Linked DNA regions of Homo sapiens: region 1 is linked to region 2. The links are chromatin loops, found by intact Hi-C in ENCODE. Cell type or tissue: endothelial cell of umbilical vein. All regions are shown on one strand. Each heading gives the region's core, and the rest is flanking DNA. Links, peaks and the distances in the headings are about the cores only. Region 1 has its middle 22 kb from the start of KTN1-AS1. Region 2 has its middle 15 kb from the start of TBPL2.

What was found. A loop is a pair of places that touch in the nucleus more often than their neighbours do. Peaks named below come from ENCODE experiments on the same cell type or tissue, not always from the same donor. Only the 100,000 strongest peaks of a DNase experiment are listed, where the experiment ranks them.
Region 1: it touches region 2 in a loop (13-fold over the local background); 9 of 110 quality-filtered maps call a loop at or near these places.

What each region holds. Positions count from the first base shown.
Region 1 is chr14:55,553,809-55,562,145 of GRCh38, forward strand. No RefSeq gene overlaps it. Among named protein-coding and RNA genes, the nearest start is that of KTN1-AS1, 22 kb to the right of the region's middle. In endothelial cell of umbilical vein, for the core only: no CTCF peak of the experiment used is centred there; a DNase peak (open chromatin) is centred at 3,573.
Region 2 is chr14:55,451,005-55,459,341 of GRCh38, forward strand. No RefSeq gene overlaps it. Among named protein-coding and RNA genes, the nearest start is that of TBPL2, 15 kb to the left of the region's middle. In endothelial cell of umbilical vein, for the core only: no CTCF peak of the experiment used is centred there; DNase peaks (open chromatin) are centred at 627, 3,747 and 8,047; H3K27ac peaks cover 846 bases.

The DNA of each region.
Region 1 (8,337 bases), core at 311-8,310, 100 kb after region 2:
TGCCAGCTGGCACATATGTTAAGATTTGTCAGTACGGGGAGCTGGAGTTGGGAGCCAGAGTTACCTTGCAGAAGGACTGGGTTTTCCTCCCTGGTTCCAGTGTGCCATCTTGGCAAGGCTCCTATGGCCAGACATTTCTCAAACACCCTGACCTGTCAGTTGGTTTTGTAGCAGGATGTCTCTGGTGAGTCACCTGCCAGTGAACAGTGTTCCCTAGCATCCTAGAGAACAGATTTTAAGCAAGTTTTAACATCACAGCAGCACAGCAGCACAGTAGCATGGTAACTTCCCTGCCAGCTACTAAACCACAGCTGTACCATCTCCAACATCTAGATCTGAGCTCTGAGAGGGCTTCTTCCTGGGTAATTGATCTCAGACGTAGGGGTTGTGGCTGCTCATACCTGCCATTCTCAGATTCTTTGGCATTCTGTTTACTTTTAACTAGCCAACTCCTTGTTTCTCTGTTGCCCTGTTACAGTCAATAATTCTTTACATTAAACTTTTCCTGCTCAAAAAGAAAAAAATATATAGATAAAATTACCTATAATCCTACTCTCCTTGTGATAACCACTATTTACATCTTGGTTTATATGCTTTAAGTCTTTTTTTTTTTTTTTTGAGACAGGGTCTTGCTCTGTCACCCAGGCTGGAATGTAGTGGCGCCATCTCAGCTCACTGCAACTTCCGCCTCCTAGGTTCAAGTGATTCTCCTGCCTCAGCCTCCCCGGTAGCTGAGATTTTGGATGTGCGCCACCATGCCTGGCTCATTTTTTGTATTTTTAGTAGAGTTGGAGTTTCTCCATGTTGGTCAGGCTGGTCTCAAACTCCTGACCTCAGCCCACCTTGGCCTCCCAAAGTTCTGGGATTACAGGCATGAGCCACCGTGCCTGGCCGTACTTTAAGTCTTTTTTTCTTATGAATGTGTGTGCATTTATTGTGTATGTATGTAAATACATAGAAAAACACATATCTATATACATACATACTATTTTAAGAAAAGGTAAATCACATTATACAGTTTTGTGAGCTTTTCTGCATCAATATTTGGAATGGTTGCATAGCACTTCACTTGGTATATATACCTTAAATTGTTTATATTTCCTTCTAGTTTGGGATTATTTCCAATGTTATGTTATTATAAACAGTGCTCCATGAACATCTTTATGCCAGATCTCTCTTGTTCATTCCTCCATATCCACTTTCTACCCTTTTCCTTCTTTCTCTCGGCTCTACTCTTCTTCAGGGATTACATTAACTGGTTCCTTTGCCCTCTGACTTCCGGTCAGCTTCAGGCAATACCTCTCCCCAGCAGGAGATTGGAGGGAGGAGGGCGAGATCAGAGTGTCAGTCCCCTGGTTCTTTCCTTATGAGGGCTCCTAGAGCTGGCTGTACTCCTCGACTGAAGAGCACTCTTCTCAAGGTGGCCACCTCCATACAATACTTCCTTCCCAGTTCTCAGAACCCATCCCTTTCTTTTGGGCCTAAGGGTGGCAATAGCTTTGCTGCTGCTGCTAGCCCTGGGCACCTGCACTATCCCTTGCAGTTTTTCTACAACTCCTCCACATCTTTATGAATGAACACCACTCTAATTATCTTGGTTTGAATGTGCTAGTTATTTTCTGACTGATACAACCATTGCACCTAAATGTTTATGTATGTCTTTAATTATCTTCTTCAAGTAAATTTCTAGATGGAGAATTTGCTTGAACATTGGGTACACTTGTTTTTAAGATGTGTAACACATGCATTGGCATTCATTTTAGATGGACTGTCTATAGTCTTGGTGATACAGAGAGTCACCCTTAAAAAATGTGCCTGGGCTGGGGGCAGTGGCTCATGTCTGTAATCCCAGCACTTTGGGAGGCTGAGGCGGGCAGATCACGAGGTCAGGAGATCAAGACCATCCTGGCTAACACGGTGAAACCCCGTCTCTGCTAAAAATACAAAAACAAAATTAGCTGGGCGTGGTGGTGGGCACCTGTAGTCCCAGCTACTGGGGAGGCTGAGGCAAGAGAATGGCGTGAACCCGGGAAGGGGAGCTTACAGTGAGCCAAGATTGCACCACTGCACTCCAGCCTGGGTGACAGAGCGAGACTGTTTCAAGAAAAAAAAAAAGTAACTGTTCTCTGTAGCCAACCAGATGAGACTATACCTAAACATTTAGTGAGGATGAAGAAATTGGCAGGAATGCAGCCTACCATTTACTTTGATCCTTGAAAATTTCTGGAAAGCTCTAATATTGCTGAGCTTTTTAATAAACCTATTTTGTGACGGAGTATTACTGGGATTCAGTTAGAAATTGGACTAAAGAAAGGAAATCTAATCAGTTGATGTTGGTTTATAGGGTGAATAAGTAAGACTTCCACATGTCAGTTGTTATCTAGGCTTCAGAGCTATCATTCATCAAATTTCTAACACAGGTAGCCATGTTCCCAAATTTGTCTTTAGTTTTCAATTTAAGGAGAGAAAGTCTTGATGAAGATTTCTTATATTTGAGCTTTTCTAAGACAGTGAAAAATTTAAAGCAGGTGTGGCAACTATGAATGTTTTCTGCGAACTTGGGAGGTACATGAAATATTGCACCTTTTATAGGTTGAACAACATCAATTTGATGTTTTTGCATGTCAAAAATTGTCAGATATCAGCAATTTTATATGCTTTACCCTAGTGATTTTCTCTAAATCAATTTAATTCCATTTTGAACTTTTATCTTACCATATTGGCATAAAGTTAAGCTTAGTCATTTGCAAGATTTCTCCATACCTCCACCTTCTTCTGTCCCTATTCTCCCTTCAACCTCCCCCTTGCGTGGAAATACCTCAAAGTTCCAGATAGAAGAGGATTAGGGGAAGGGGCCAACATCTGCTTGAATTCACACTGTCTCTTTCACTGACCCCTGTCTGCCTCTGTTCTTTCTGTGCTGTTCTGGGAGCATGGGAGCCTCAAGACAGGCTGCCTAAGGATCAGCACTGGTCAGTGGTTTCTTCTCTGGGGTCTTACTGCCTCCATAATAAGTACAACCAAGAGTGCAAAAGGATTTCCAGATGACCATGCCAAAGCTTACCGTAAAGCAAATGGATCACTGTACATAATGCCCAGAATATCATAGGCACTCAGTAAGTATTGATTAAAGGAATAAATAAATGATCTGAAGTGGTCAATCTAAGCACAATAAGCAGTGAGTGGAAAAATAGCAATAGCAAACACTCATAGGGCTTTTAATGTGACAGGCATTGTTCTACATGCTTTACATACATTAACTCATGCAGTCCCCAAAATGACTCTTGGAGGTATGAAACAGAGCAGAGCTAAAGTAACTTCTCAGGTTGCTGGAAGGCCCCTGTAGTCTGACTCAAGAGCCTGTATTATATTTAAGCACTAGTTCATATGGCAGCTCAGACATAGACTCAAGGATGATTTCTAACTTCGTAGACAAAGAGCTGGGCCTTAGATGTCCTTAGATATTGCAAGTTGACTTCACACAAGGTTTCACCAGCGGCATTTATCCATGGTGCTTAAGAGCACTAACAAATTCCAGGCAACATCCTGGCATGCAGCCAGCCCACTGGCATTCCTGTCTGGCACACTTTGCAGGACTGGTCATGTGAGAAAGACAGCTAACAGCAACAATTGCTGGGTGATGAATAGCCAGAAGGAGGGCAGCTTGAAGCATGACAGGGACAAGGAATGCAATCAGGAAAGGCTGACCTGGAACTTGGAGCGGGGGTAAGTTAGGCTGTGATGGATGGAAGGCAGCAGCTGCATGTACAGCATGCTGGCAGGCACAGTCTGAGAAACACTGCTTAATTTGAATCGAATGGGCAGCTTAAGAGGCAGAGAGGCAAGCAGTGACCAAAGCCACAAACCGAAACACAAACCTTTCATTAATCTTTCCAACCATACTCACACTCTTGGCAACACAACTTTTCAATGAGTTGAACATAACTCATTGTTGTTCCGCATCATTTTTAATTAATTATTTTATTTATTTATTTTTGAGACAGAGTCTCGCTCTGTCGCCCAGGCTAGAGTGTAGTGGCATGATCTCGGCTCACTGCAACCTCTGCCTCCCAGGTTCAAGCAATTCTTCTGCCTCAGCCTCCTGAGTAGCTGGGACTACAGGCGTTCGCCACCACGCCTGGCTAATTTTTGTATTTTTTTTTAGTAGAGATGGGGTTTCATCATGTTGGCCAGGCTGGTCTTGAACTCCTGACCTCAAATGATCCACCCGCCTTGGCTTCCCAAAGTGCTGGGATTACAGGCATGAGCCACCATGCCCGGCCTGCATCATTTTTCCATATGATACAGGGCTGTGGGTCCAGGACCATGCCTTATGAGACTTACTATAAAAACAGGGAGGAACTGGCAGAAGAGGCTTCAAGCTAAGATCTAATGAGAACATCTGAGCCAATCTCTGGACAAAGGTTCCTATTTAACTTTTTGAAATGAAAGTTCTGGAGTACACCGAGGTGCTCATGAGTAGGCACAGAGTATTGTTGGTTCTCCTTTATTTCACATCTCAAAGTCATGGGCTCCTTCTCTTATTTTCCTCTCTCCCCACTGTGCTTGTGGCTTTTGCATCTCAGCCTGGGTGAGAGCTCTGGGATTCTGGTGGCCAGGAGACTCAACCCGGCAGAAACAGATCTGTAACCGTCAGTGTGATGCTGGGTTTTATGTTGTTGTGGATCCATTTGCCCATCTTGCAAGAGGAAGACACTTTGTGGGTCAGTGACTTTTGATTCCAGTGACTTTTGATTCTCCACAAATGAGATGTAAAAGTGATGATTAAAGGTAAGAAGAAGAATCTTATTCAACTTTAAAACTTCCTAAGGATCTTCATAAAGTCAATCTCTGAAACAAAAGTGTAATTCAACTCATAGTAGCTTCACATTTACAAAAGCAATTCCAGATCCAAGTGTAAAAGATTTGTAATTTCCTTTCTAAATAAGGTCATATGAGCTCTTAGATGATTTACTATGGGTCTAGTAATTTATATAATCATACCACTGTAGACCTGGAAGAAATTTCAGAGATGATCTAGTAAAATCCTTTGGTTTAGAAAAGATGATAATGGATAGAGGGATTAATGGACTCATCCAACGTCACGCATCTGAGGAGCGGAAAAAACCAGTGATGCGGGAACATCTTTCCCCAGTTCCTAGTTGCAGCTGACCATACTCCTGGTCCCTTTCTGTCCCTGGGGTGTCAAAGTGACTTGCCCTGGCTTGCTTGCTTCAGCTTTATCTCCTTCCTCTTCCCCTCCAGGGACTCTGCCTCTAAGGATGATGTCTGCCTTGGCCTGCCATGCCTGGAATTCCAATTCATCTTTACTGGTTCTAAAGGTGATACTTTGGCCTCAGTGTGCTTCACATTTGCTTTTTATTTCTCAAATTGTTCAGAATCCAGGCTGGGAAGAGGAATGCTATAATGAGGTTCCCCTAGAGACTTCAATACCTCACGGAGTCTTTACTCCCAAATCTCCTTTCATTACAATTCACTGCTCTCTGCAAAGCTTCAGAAGGAAAATAGCAGAGGTCGTCCTATCAGAGTATAAGCAGAATTTGTCTTCTTTCTTCTTCATATTCCCTTCAGTGTCACATGAAGCTAAGTGCATAGTTGTAACTCAATCTACTTATTGAATGGAACAAGCCCAGTTCTGGAAAACTTTCTTTAAAATGCAAGTTTTTTGGCTGAGCACAGTGGCTCACACCTGTAATCCCAGCACTTTGGGAGGCTGAGGCTGGCGGATTACTTGAGGTCAGGAGTTCAAGACCAGCCTGGCTAACATGGTGAAACTCCATCTCTACTAAGATTACAAAAATTAGCTGGGCGTGGTGGCATGTGCCTGTAATCCCAGCTACTCGGGAGGCTGAGGCATGAGAATTGCTTGAACCCAGAAAGCGGAGGTTGCAGTGAGCTGAGATCACACCATAGCACTTCAGCCTGGCAACAGAGCGAGACTCTTTCTAGAAAAAAAAGCAAGTTTTAAAAGTAGAGAACAATGAAGAGAAGATGTTTTGTGAGCATTAACCACATGATTATGATAGCTGCATTCTCTCGTAAATCTATTTCACTTACTCTTTGCAATAGCCCTGAGTGGTAACTTTCATTCCCCTCCTTTTTACATATGAGGAACTTGAGTTCCAGAGATGTCAGCAAAGCGGCCCAAGGTTGTACAACAATTGGGCTCAGAGCTTGGTTTTGAGCCCTGGTAGGTCAGATTCCTGTGCATTTTATACAGCACCTGGCTGATTCCAGTAAAGGAGAGCCCAGGCTCTGTTATGAAGATGAGATGCATTTCACTCAGCTGCTTGCTACAGTGCTCGTCTGTACTTGATGGCGGCCTGGTGTCTGTTCTCTCTTTCTCTGGTAACATTACTCCAGTTTTCCTTTGGGCAATAACCTCTTTCCCACTTTTAGTCCATATGACACAGAAGGGAGCTGACCCCATCACTGGCTTCAGGAGTACGTATGTAGTTGGAGCCTCAGAAACTGACATAGTCCTTCCTCCTAAAACCACAGTGGTTTTTCAGAGGTCGGCATGTGACCAAAGCTCAACCAAATTCAAATCAACCCCAGACTTTTGCTAGAACTATTGGAAAGAGATCTCCCCCTTTAGCTAGGGTTACTAATCTCATAGGGTGAAAGCCTAAATCTATTGGTGGAAACTCCCAAAGAAAGCCTTCCAGAGAATGACGCTGACAGAGGAAAGCAGGGCCATGGGTGGGAGCAAGAGTGAGGGATTCCTGAGTCTCTGGATCTTGCTGTGCCTGAAGCCAAACTCTCCTTGGACTTTTCTGTGACATCAAGCAATAAATTAGTCCCTTCTTTGTTCAAGGAATTTGAGTTTTGTTTCTGTCATCGCTGAGACAGTCCTTCCTTGGTTCTACTGTAAATGGACATTTGACTAATATTAAGTGGCATAGTTATTCACTCTAAGCTTTACTTTTGTTTATTCTGTTAGTCAAGAATACACTACCTAAGGTCTCCTTTTTAATTACACAATATGGGTTGAAAATTTGTTTGACCTGGGGGAGTAAATTCTAGTCAATTAAACTATTTACTGAACACTCACTATGTTCAAGAAACTACTAAGTCATGGAGAGAAAAAAAGATGAACATGACTGTTTTAGGGCACAGGTAGGTCATTGAGCCCAATCGGATGACCATGAATTAATACTGCAGCAGCTGATTCCAATTAAGTAGTAGACTCCCCCACCCACCAAGCTCTGTTCCGAAGGTGAGATGCAGTTTATTTAGTTGCATGCTGTGGTACTCACCTGTTGTTCTGGGAAGGCTTGCATCCATTTCCTCTTCTTTTGGTGATGGTGCCCCAGGCATAAATCAATTTGTCTCTATAGGCAAATCAATAGAGACAGAAAGTAGATTAGTCATTTCCAAGTAAGGAGACTGGGGTAAAATGAGGATTGACTGCTAATAGGTATGAGATTTCTTTTTGTGATGATAAAAATATTCATAAATTGTGGTGATGGTTGCACAACTCATACTAAAATCATTGGATTGTACACTTCAAAAGGGGTGAATTGTATGGTTTGTGAATTATATCTCAATTAAGCACACATGTGTGTAGTAGTCTCATTGTCTGTGGAGGATACAATTCAAGACTTCCAGTGGACACCTGAAACTGCAAATAGTATTAAACCCTATATATACAGCTGACCCTTCAACAATGTGAAGGGTAGAGGTGCCCATTCCCCTGCACAGTCAAAAATCCACATATGGTCAGGCACGGTGGCTCACACCTGTAATCCTAGCACTTTGGGAGGCCAAGGCAGGTGGATCACCTGAGGTCAGGAGTTCGAGACCAGCCTGACCAAGATGAAACCCCATTTCTACTAAAAATACAAAAATTAACTGGGCGTGGTGGTGTGTGCCTACTGTAATCCTAGCTATTTGGAAGGCTGAGGCAGGAGAATCGCTTGAACCCAGGAGGCGGAGGTTGTAGTGAGCCGAGATTGCACCACTACACTCCAGCCTGGGTGACAGAGCGAGACTCTGTCTCAAAAAAAAAAAAAAAAATATATATATATATATATATATACACACACACACACACATATAACTTGACTCCTCTAAAATTTAACTTACTGATAACATGAACTACCTATTAAGATGCATTGTTTTAGGTTTATATATATATATTATATACTGTATTCTTAGTAAGTTAGAGAAAAAATGTTATTAAGAAAATCACAAAAACTGGAAAATATATTTACTATTCATTAAGTGGTAATGGATCATAAAAGAAGTCTTCACCCTCACCTTCTTCATATTGAGTAGGCTAAGGAGGAAGGGGAGGAGGATGAGAAGGGGTTG
Region 2 (8,337 bases), core at 280-8,279:
CTTTATGCTGAATATGGTATAGAGGAGGCCTTGATCAAGCTGTGACATCTCAGACAGATGTGAACCTTAGAGCCATGTAAAGAAGTTGGACATTACCAATGCCCTGGAGACCTTGAATGTGGTCTGAGGCTTCAAGCCTTATTAGCATCATATTCTGTTTTTTAGTTTCCCCAAATCACACTGACCCTTTTGATCTGGCTTTCTAATATTAGACTAGTGGGAAGAAAAGAAGAGGAACCAGTGTTTACCCAGGGCTTACTCAATGGCCAGATGTGGTGTAAGGTGCTTTGTATACATTACTTCATTTAATCTTTACATCAGAAGTATGAGGCAGGTGCTATTATCCTCATTTTACAGATGAGGAAATTGAAGGGCAAAGCAATTAAGTCACTGCACAAGGTCACACCGGGAATAGAGCTGCCAAGATACAACCTTGGGATTTTCTCAGATATCACACCACCTCTTACCCAGGATATATTTTTTTTCAGTGTTACTAAGGTGGCAGAATTCAGTTTTTGGCATATGTGCAGGATTTGGCTGGTGCATGCTGGGTTTTGACTTTGTGCCATGATTTTGTACGATCATTTCCCCTGTGGTCCCTCCTATAGCACATGCCCTGACCTAGCACTTCCTGGACATCAGCTTTGAGAATGTTTGAGAACTTTCCAGGCTGATGAACTTGTGCTGTTTTCTGAAGGAACAAGAGCATGTTTTAGCCTCACGTGGAAGTTTTCTGGTTGCATGCCTAGGTTTGGTTGAATTGGAAAGAGTGAATAAAATGGATCCTCGTATATAGCCTTGATCTCTGCATTGGTCTTGGAAAAGAAATGACTTTGGTACAGTAACTGTGGGTAGCACTGCCTGTAAAACCTGTGATGTTAGGGCCTCTGTTCACACCCTCTAATCTCTAAACCCAGGCCAATATCCTTAGGAACCAAGCCAACTGTCCTTGGTCCATGCTGTTTTTGTCCCATCTTCCACCTGCTCAACCCCAGAGTGCATTTCTCCTTCTTTCTGCAATCCTGAGTCTAAACGTTGTTCATACCTCCGCTCCAGATCATTTCCTCCATTAAGCCTCTCCCAGCCAGCTTTCCTTTTCTGAATTCCTGCAGCCAGTTTGCTCATATGATGCTCTTGCCAGCTCCCTGATTCTGGGTCTGTGTATTATCTCTTTAACTGACTGTAGCCTCTTAGAGTGAGGAGTGCAGTCTTCCTTCTGACCCCATGGTGCCTGGCATAGTGCTGGGCATGCAGTGGGGGCATCAATTATTGATTGAGATCTACCTTTCAGATTCCTGCTCTCAGAAAATGGAGTAGAATGGAAGGGCTGTCTGTCTCTAAATGATAACAGCACATAAACTCCTGGATGGAAATATACCAACATTCACAGGGGATATTTCTGGGTACCGAGCTTATTGGTGGGTTTCATTTCTTCTTTGAACTTTTGGTATTGTCCAAATTTTCTACAATGAACATTTATATTTTACTTCTTACAAAAAGAGTATTTTATAAAAGTGCATATTACTTTTAAGAGAAAGGACAGTGCCTTTTTTCCATCCCCATTTCTATCTCCTTGATGCCCATGGAGATATGATTTTTCGATTTAACCATGTGCTTCAAGATCAGGAATCTAGATTTCTCTTTAGCCCTGCTATTGACTTTTTAATTTTTAATTTTTTAATTTTTTGTAGAGATAGAGTCTCATTTTGCTGCCCAGGTTGGTTTCAAACTCTGGGCTCAATGATCTCCCACCTCAGCCTCCTAAAGTGCTGAGATTACTGACTTTCTGAGCGCCTCTTAAAACTCTCATTGCTTTGGTGTCTCCATCTGTAAACCTGACCAAGTGATAAAGGAATTCTTATATCTGCCCTTTTCCAGAACTGTAAGGCATTTGATGAGGAAATGTTGCAAAATCACTTTAAAATAATCTGATAAATGTTTACAGACCCAAGTTATTTGGCTGTGCATGCCCCAGATTTCTATGCACCCCATTCTCTGTGCAACTCAGTTTTCTAAAGCACTTTTTGTTGGAAACTCAGCTCTTTGTTTAGAATATTTTAGCCTCAAGAGTACTGTCTTAAAGAATATTGGAAGACATATGGGATTTCTGCTGAAAAGTACCATACTAGGACTGTATACTGGGAGGCAGAATAGTGCTGTGGCTAAAAGTATAGGCTTTGGACTCAGTGTCCCTTGTCCTGAGAATGTTTGAGAACTTTCTGGGCTGATGAACTTGTGCTGTTTTCTGAAGGAGCAAGAGCATATTTTAGCCTCACGTGGCAGTTTTCTGGTTGTATCCCTAGGTTTGCTTGTATTGGAAGGAGCGAATAAAATGGGGCCAGGTGCGGCGGCTCATGCCTGTAATCCCAGCACTTTGGGAAGCTGAGGTGGGAGGATCACCTGAGGTCAGGAATTCGAGACTAGCCTGGCCAAGATGGTGAAACTCTATCTCTACTAAAAATGCAAAATTAACTGGGTGTGGTGGTGGGCACCCATAATCCCAGCTACTCAGGAGGCCGAGGCTGGAGAATCACTTGAACCCAGGAGGTGGAGGCTGCAGTGAGCCGAGATTGCACCACTGCATTCCAGCCTGGATGACGGAGGGGGACTCTGTCTCAAGAAAAGAAAAAAAAGCGTCCTCTTATATAGCCTTGATCTTTACATTGGTCTTGGGGAAAAAAAAAGACTTCGATACAGTAACTGTAAGTGGTACTGGCTGCAAAACCTGTGATGTTAGGACCTGCTAACGGAAGTTAACTTTGGCCATGATGTTTAATCTCACTCAGCCTCAGTCTTCCCATCTGCAAAATAAGGACATTAAAAGCAATTGCCTAAAGAGACAATGTCTAAAAGTTTTAGTATAGTGCCTAGCCATGCTCAGGGGCTTAGTAAATTTCAGGTACATTTCTAGAACCCAGATCACCTTGCTAAAATGTAAAGTTTACCTCACTCCATGCTTCCGCAAATCTGCATTGTTTTCCACACTGAGTTTAGAATAAAACACAAATTCCTGAGCCTGGGCAAACAAACATAAACCTTCCCATCTTCAGTTCCCAAATGACACTTCCAGGCTCTGAAAAAGCTCTGAGTATCATTGTTCCTATAGTTCCCTCAGCTGAGAATGTTATTTTTCGATTCTCTGTCTTCGGAAATCCTTCCTAGCCTTCAGATGCCACCTTCTGTGTGGAGCCCTCCTTGATCTCCCAAGACAAAGCTAAGACACAGTGTTTCTTCTGAATGCCCATAACAATTTGGCCTGTGTTTCATTTAACCTTGTCCTACATTTCATTGTTTACACTCCCTTCTGGATTGCACACTCCTTAAGGAGTGGAAGGTTGTTGATTCGCTTTTGCATCCAGATAATGCCTAACAAAAGATAGGCAGCCTTTCATAAATGCTAGGCGTGCTTAGTATAATTCCTTCCTGATAGGAATCAGCAGCAGCTCTAATGCTTTTTAGCGGCAGCATGTTTGTAGAGCAGCTAAAGGGGAGGTTTGAGGAAGGACTGTGCCTGCTCTTTCCTTCTTTCTACCCCCAGTCCCCAGAAGCAGAGATAGAGTTCCTAGGTCTCCAGCTCTGCATGCTTGACTAGCCTCCCCTCGCAGCGTTTTTGCTGGAGAGGAAATAGAAATTGTTCCTGATTTAAGTGCATGCATCCCATCAGAGGCAGGCCAGGGCCCCTGCGTCTTATGAGTCAGCAGGCATTAAGCCAAGCTCATCTCTTCCCCTTACCTAAAAGCCCACAAAGCAGTAAACTCATTATCACTGCGCAGAGAATAATGAATAGGCCAAGGACAGATCAGTCTGGATTGTTGCCAGGGCTGCTTTTGTACGGAAACAGGCAGCGAGCCATTTTGCCTTCAATCGCTCGTTACTTACACTACTCACTGCCTGAACCAGAGACACCCACTTGACATTATGCAGTAGGTACCCCGAATACTGTTATCAAACAACTAGGTCTACTTGCCTGGCACAAAAATCCAAACACTGACATCGGGATTGCAGCGAGAGAAAGTGAGGCATTTATTGCCTGGCACCAAGCAAGGAGAATCAGGCAGCTCAGGCTGAAGACCCAAACTCCCCAAGAGCTTACAGGTAAGGATTTTTAAAGGCAGGAAGGCAGAGCTTACAGGCAAAATCATAAACCAATACAGGAAGGCTGGCCGGGCACAGTGGCTCATGCCTGTAATCCCAGTACTTTGGGAGGCCGAGAAGGGCGGATCACTTGAGGCCAGGAGTTCGAGACCAGCCTGGCCAATGTGTTGAAACCCCGTCTCCACTAAAAATACAAAATCAGCCGGGCATGGTGGCATGCATCTGTAATCCCAGCTATTTGGGAAGCTGAGGCAGGAGAATTGCTTGAACCTGGGAGGCGGAGGTTGCAGTGAGCCAAGATTGCAACACTGTACTCCAGCTTGGGTGAGAGTGAGACTCCATCTCAAAAACAAAAACAAAAAACTTGCAGGATATACATTGGTTTGACCTGTATAAAAGGTGAGACATCTTGAAGCAGGCACCCACAGGTCGTAGGTGGAGTCAAAGATTTGCTGATTTGTGATTGGTTAAGGAGGTGGAGCTTTGTCTAAACATTTGGGATCGGCAGAAAATAATGTTAGTTTTGGCTCTTGGGTGTGATCTCCTCCAGGCCCCTCAGAAAGAAATTTATCTTTTTTTTTTTTTAACTTCTTTTTTTTTTTAATTAATTAATTTATTTATTTTTATTGATCATTCTTGGGTGTTTCTCGCAGAGGGGGATTTGGCAGGGTCATAGGACAATAGTGGAGGGAAGGTCAGCAGATAAACAAGTGAACAAAGGTCTCTGGTTTTCCTAGGCAGAGGACCCTGCGGCCTTCCGCAGTGTTTGCGTCCCTGGGTACTTGAGATTAGGGAGTGGTAATGACTCTTAACGAGCATGCTGCCTTCAAGCATCTGTTTAACAAAGCACATCTTGCACCGCCCTTAATCCATTTAACCCTGAGTGGACTCAGCACATGTTTCAGAGAGCACAGGGTTGGGGGTAAGGTCACAGATCAACAGGATAAGAATTTTTCTTAGTACAGAACAAAATGAAAAGTCTCCCATGTCTACCTCTTTCTACACAGACACGGCAACCATCCGATTTCTCAATCTTTTCCCCACCTTTCCCCCCTTTCTATTCCACAAAACCGCCATTGTCATCATGGCCTGTTCTCAATGAGCTGTTGGGTAAACCTCCCAGACGGGGTGGTGGCCGGGCAGAGGGGCTCCTCACTTCCCAGTAGGGGCGACCGGGCAGAGGCGCCCCTCACCTCCCGGACGGGGCGGCTGGCCGGGCGGGGGGCTGACCCCCCCACCTCCCTCCCGGACGGGGCGGCTGGCCTGGCGGGGGCTGACCCCCACCTCCCTCCAGGACGGGGTGGCTGCTGGGCGGAGACGCTCCTCACTTCCCAGATGGGGCGGCTGCCGGGCGGAGGGGCTCCTCACTTCTCAGACGGGGCGGCTGCCGGGCGGAGGGGCTCCTCACTTCTCAGACGGGGCGGCTGCCGGGCGGAGGGTCTCCTCACTTCTCAGACGGGGCGGCCGGGCAGAGACGCTCCTCACCTCCTGGATGGGGTCGCGGCCGCGTAGAGGCGCTCCTCACATCCCAGACGGGCGGCGGGGCAGAGGCGCTCCCCACATCTCAGACGATGGGCGGCCGGGCAGAGACACTCCTCACTTCCTAGATGGGATGGCGGCCGGGAAGAGGCGCTCCTCACTTCCTAGATGGGATGGCGGCCGGGCAGAGATGCTCCTCACTTTCCAGACTGGGCAGCCAGGCAGAGGGGCTCCTCACGTCCCAGACGATGGGCGGCCAGGCAGAGACGCTCCTCACTTCCCAGACGGGGTGGCGGCCATGCAGAGGCTGCAATCTCAGCACTTTGGGAGGCCAAGGCAGGCGGCTGGGAGGTGGAGGTTGTAGCGAGCCGAGATCATGCCACTGCACTCCAGCCTGGGCACCATTGAGCACTGAGTGAACCAGACTCCGTCTGCAATCCCGGCACCTCCGGAGCCTCAGAAAGAAGTTTAGAACAGCGGTCGGAGTTCAGTCCTCAGTTCCCCCTTATCAGAGGTCTCTGTACCAGTGTACCCATTTAGTGGAGGTCCAAATTCTGAAAAACAACTCAAGAATATATGCTAAGGTGTTATCTTTAGTTTCTCTTGGGAACCAAATATTCGTGTGACTCTAACTTCCTTGGCTATTGTTTTAAGCTACTGTTACCGTCTTGCTTATCAAATTGCTCATTTACTTGTCAAGGCTAGCTAGGTGACTGTAAATTCCCTTGAAGGAACTCAAGATTTTATTTCCCTGCTTGGGGTTGGGGGTGGAGGAGGGTGCTGCAAGCCCTTAAGAGGGGTCCCTGCTCCGTCTCAATACTTGCCCAATAGCTCTGAGAATTCTTGCTAGTGGGGCATGTGAAAGGAACCTGTGCTCCCTCTGCCACGAGTCTCTGCTTCCACTGCCTTTCTGGCATCTACTCTGGGCTCTGCCTCTGCATATCTCGTTCCTTTTGCATAGCCTATGTACTTACTCAACTCCCATACAAACCCCTCAGTCTCCAGACTGCCACTGGTCATGGCTGTGCGTGTGGTGCAAGCTTTAATGAAGATTTGGGCACCGGTGTGTGTATGTGCACGCATGTGTGTGCATGAGTGTGTGTGCATGTGTGCATGTGTCTGTGCATGAGTGTGTGTGCGTATGAGTGTGTGCATGTGTGTGTGCGTGCATATGTGTGCATAAGTGTGTGTGCATTCATGTTTGTGCATGTGCATATGTGTTAATTTCCTAGGGCTGCCATAAAAAGTAACACAAACTGAGAGGCTTAAACAATAGAAATTTCTTGTCTCATTGTCTCACAGTTCTGGAAGCTAGACACCTGAGATGAAGGTGTCTGCAGGGCTATGCTGTTTCTAACAGGTGCTAGGGAAGGATCTGTTCCAGGTCTCCCCTCCAGCTTCTGGTAGTTTCTTGGCTTGTGGCAGCATCACTCCTGTCTTCATATGGCTGTCACCGTGTGAGTGTCTGTGTTCAGATTTCCTCCTTGTATAACCACAGTAACATTGGATTAGGGGTCTACCCTACTTCACTATGACCTCATCTTAATTAACTATATCTGCAATGACCCTATTTCCAAATAAGATCATATTCTCAGGCACTGCGGGTTAGGACTTTAGCATATGAATTTTCAGCGGACACAATTCAACCCATAATTGTGTGTTTGTATGTGTGCGCATGTGTGGTCATGGTTAGGGATGTTAGATTACAGAATAGAAGGGTAAAACACTTTGAACTGCATACTCAACCATCCCAGTTCTCAAAAGTCCTCAGCCTTTCTGTCCTCTGAGGGCGCATCCTGTGTCCTGCCTTCCCCACAGCCTCCTGCCATGCAGTGGGACACCTTCTGGCCCTCTTCTTGGGATTTTCCCTGCTTCTTCATGGCTCATTCAGCTCCAACTCCAAAAATCACTGTGCATTTCTGATATAAAAGTTTCACTATTTTCCTCCCCAGGCCAACCATCCAGGCCTGGTCTAGAGGGCCATCTTAATAACTAAAAAGTCCACTAGAGATGTTTCTAACAAAGACAGTTCTCTTGCTGAGGAGGAATTCTGTGGTCAGCTCTGATAGTAACACTTTTTTTCTCTTCCTTTCATCAGTTAAATGAAATTATTTATTAGCCTAAATGTTTTATGCACTAGTTTCTGTTATTTCTGGGTATATTTAAAAAACAATGCCTCCTGTACAAAATCAGAAAAAAACAGAAATGATAGTGAGGACAGGTTGTGCCTCATGGGCCAGGGATGGACAGCTTATTACCCCTCCTTCTACTGGAAACATACTAATAAATACGATAACTCTTTCCTGCCAGGCAAGGTCATGGTTTCAGAACCGTTCTCTATAGAGTTGACTCAGGCCATCGTTATGAGTTCATTAGAGCTGATATGAGAGATTAAGTCAATTTGCCATCACTGTTCTAGACATTCTGTGGAGGGAATTTTATGCTTCTGGTGATGACTTCTATTTGTGTTCATTAACAGTTGCTAGTGTTTGGAAATGAATATAGGGTGGACAATGTGATTTCTGTATTAGTCAGAATAGGCTGAGTCATGCAATGGTAAAAAATGACACCCAAATCTTGGTAGCTAACATGAATAAAGGTTGATTTCTTGCTCATAACACGTGTCCTTTCAGGATCACCTGAAGTTCTGCTCCATATCCCCTTCATTCAGGGACTCAGGCTGACGGAGCAGCCTCTACCTGGAATATTGCTGCTCTCGTAGCAGAGGGAGAGAGGACATGGGCGAACAATAAGCTGGCTCTT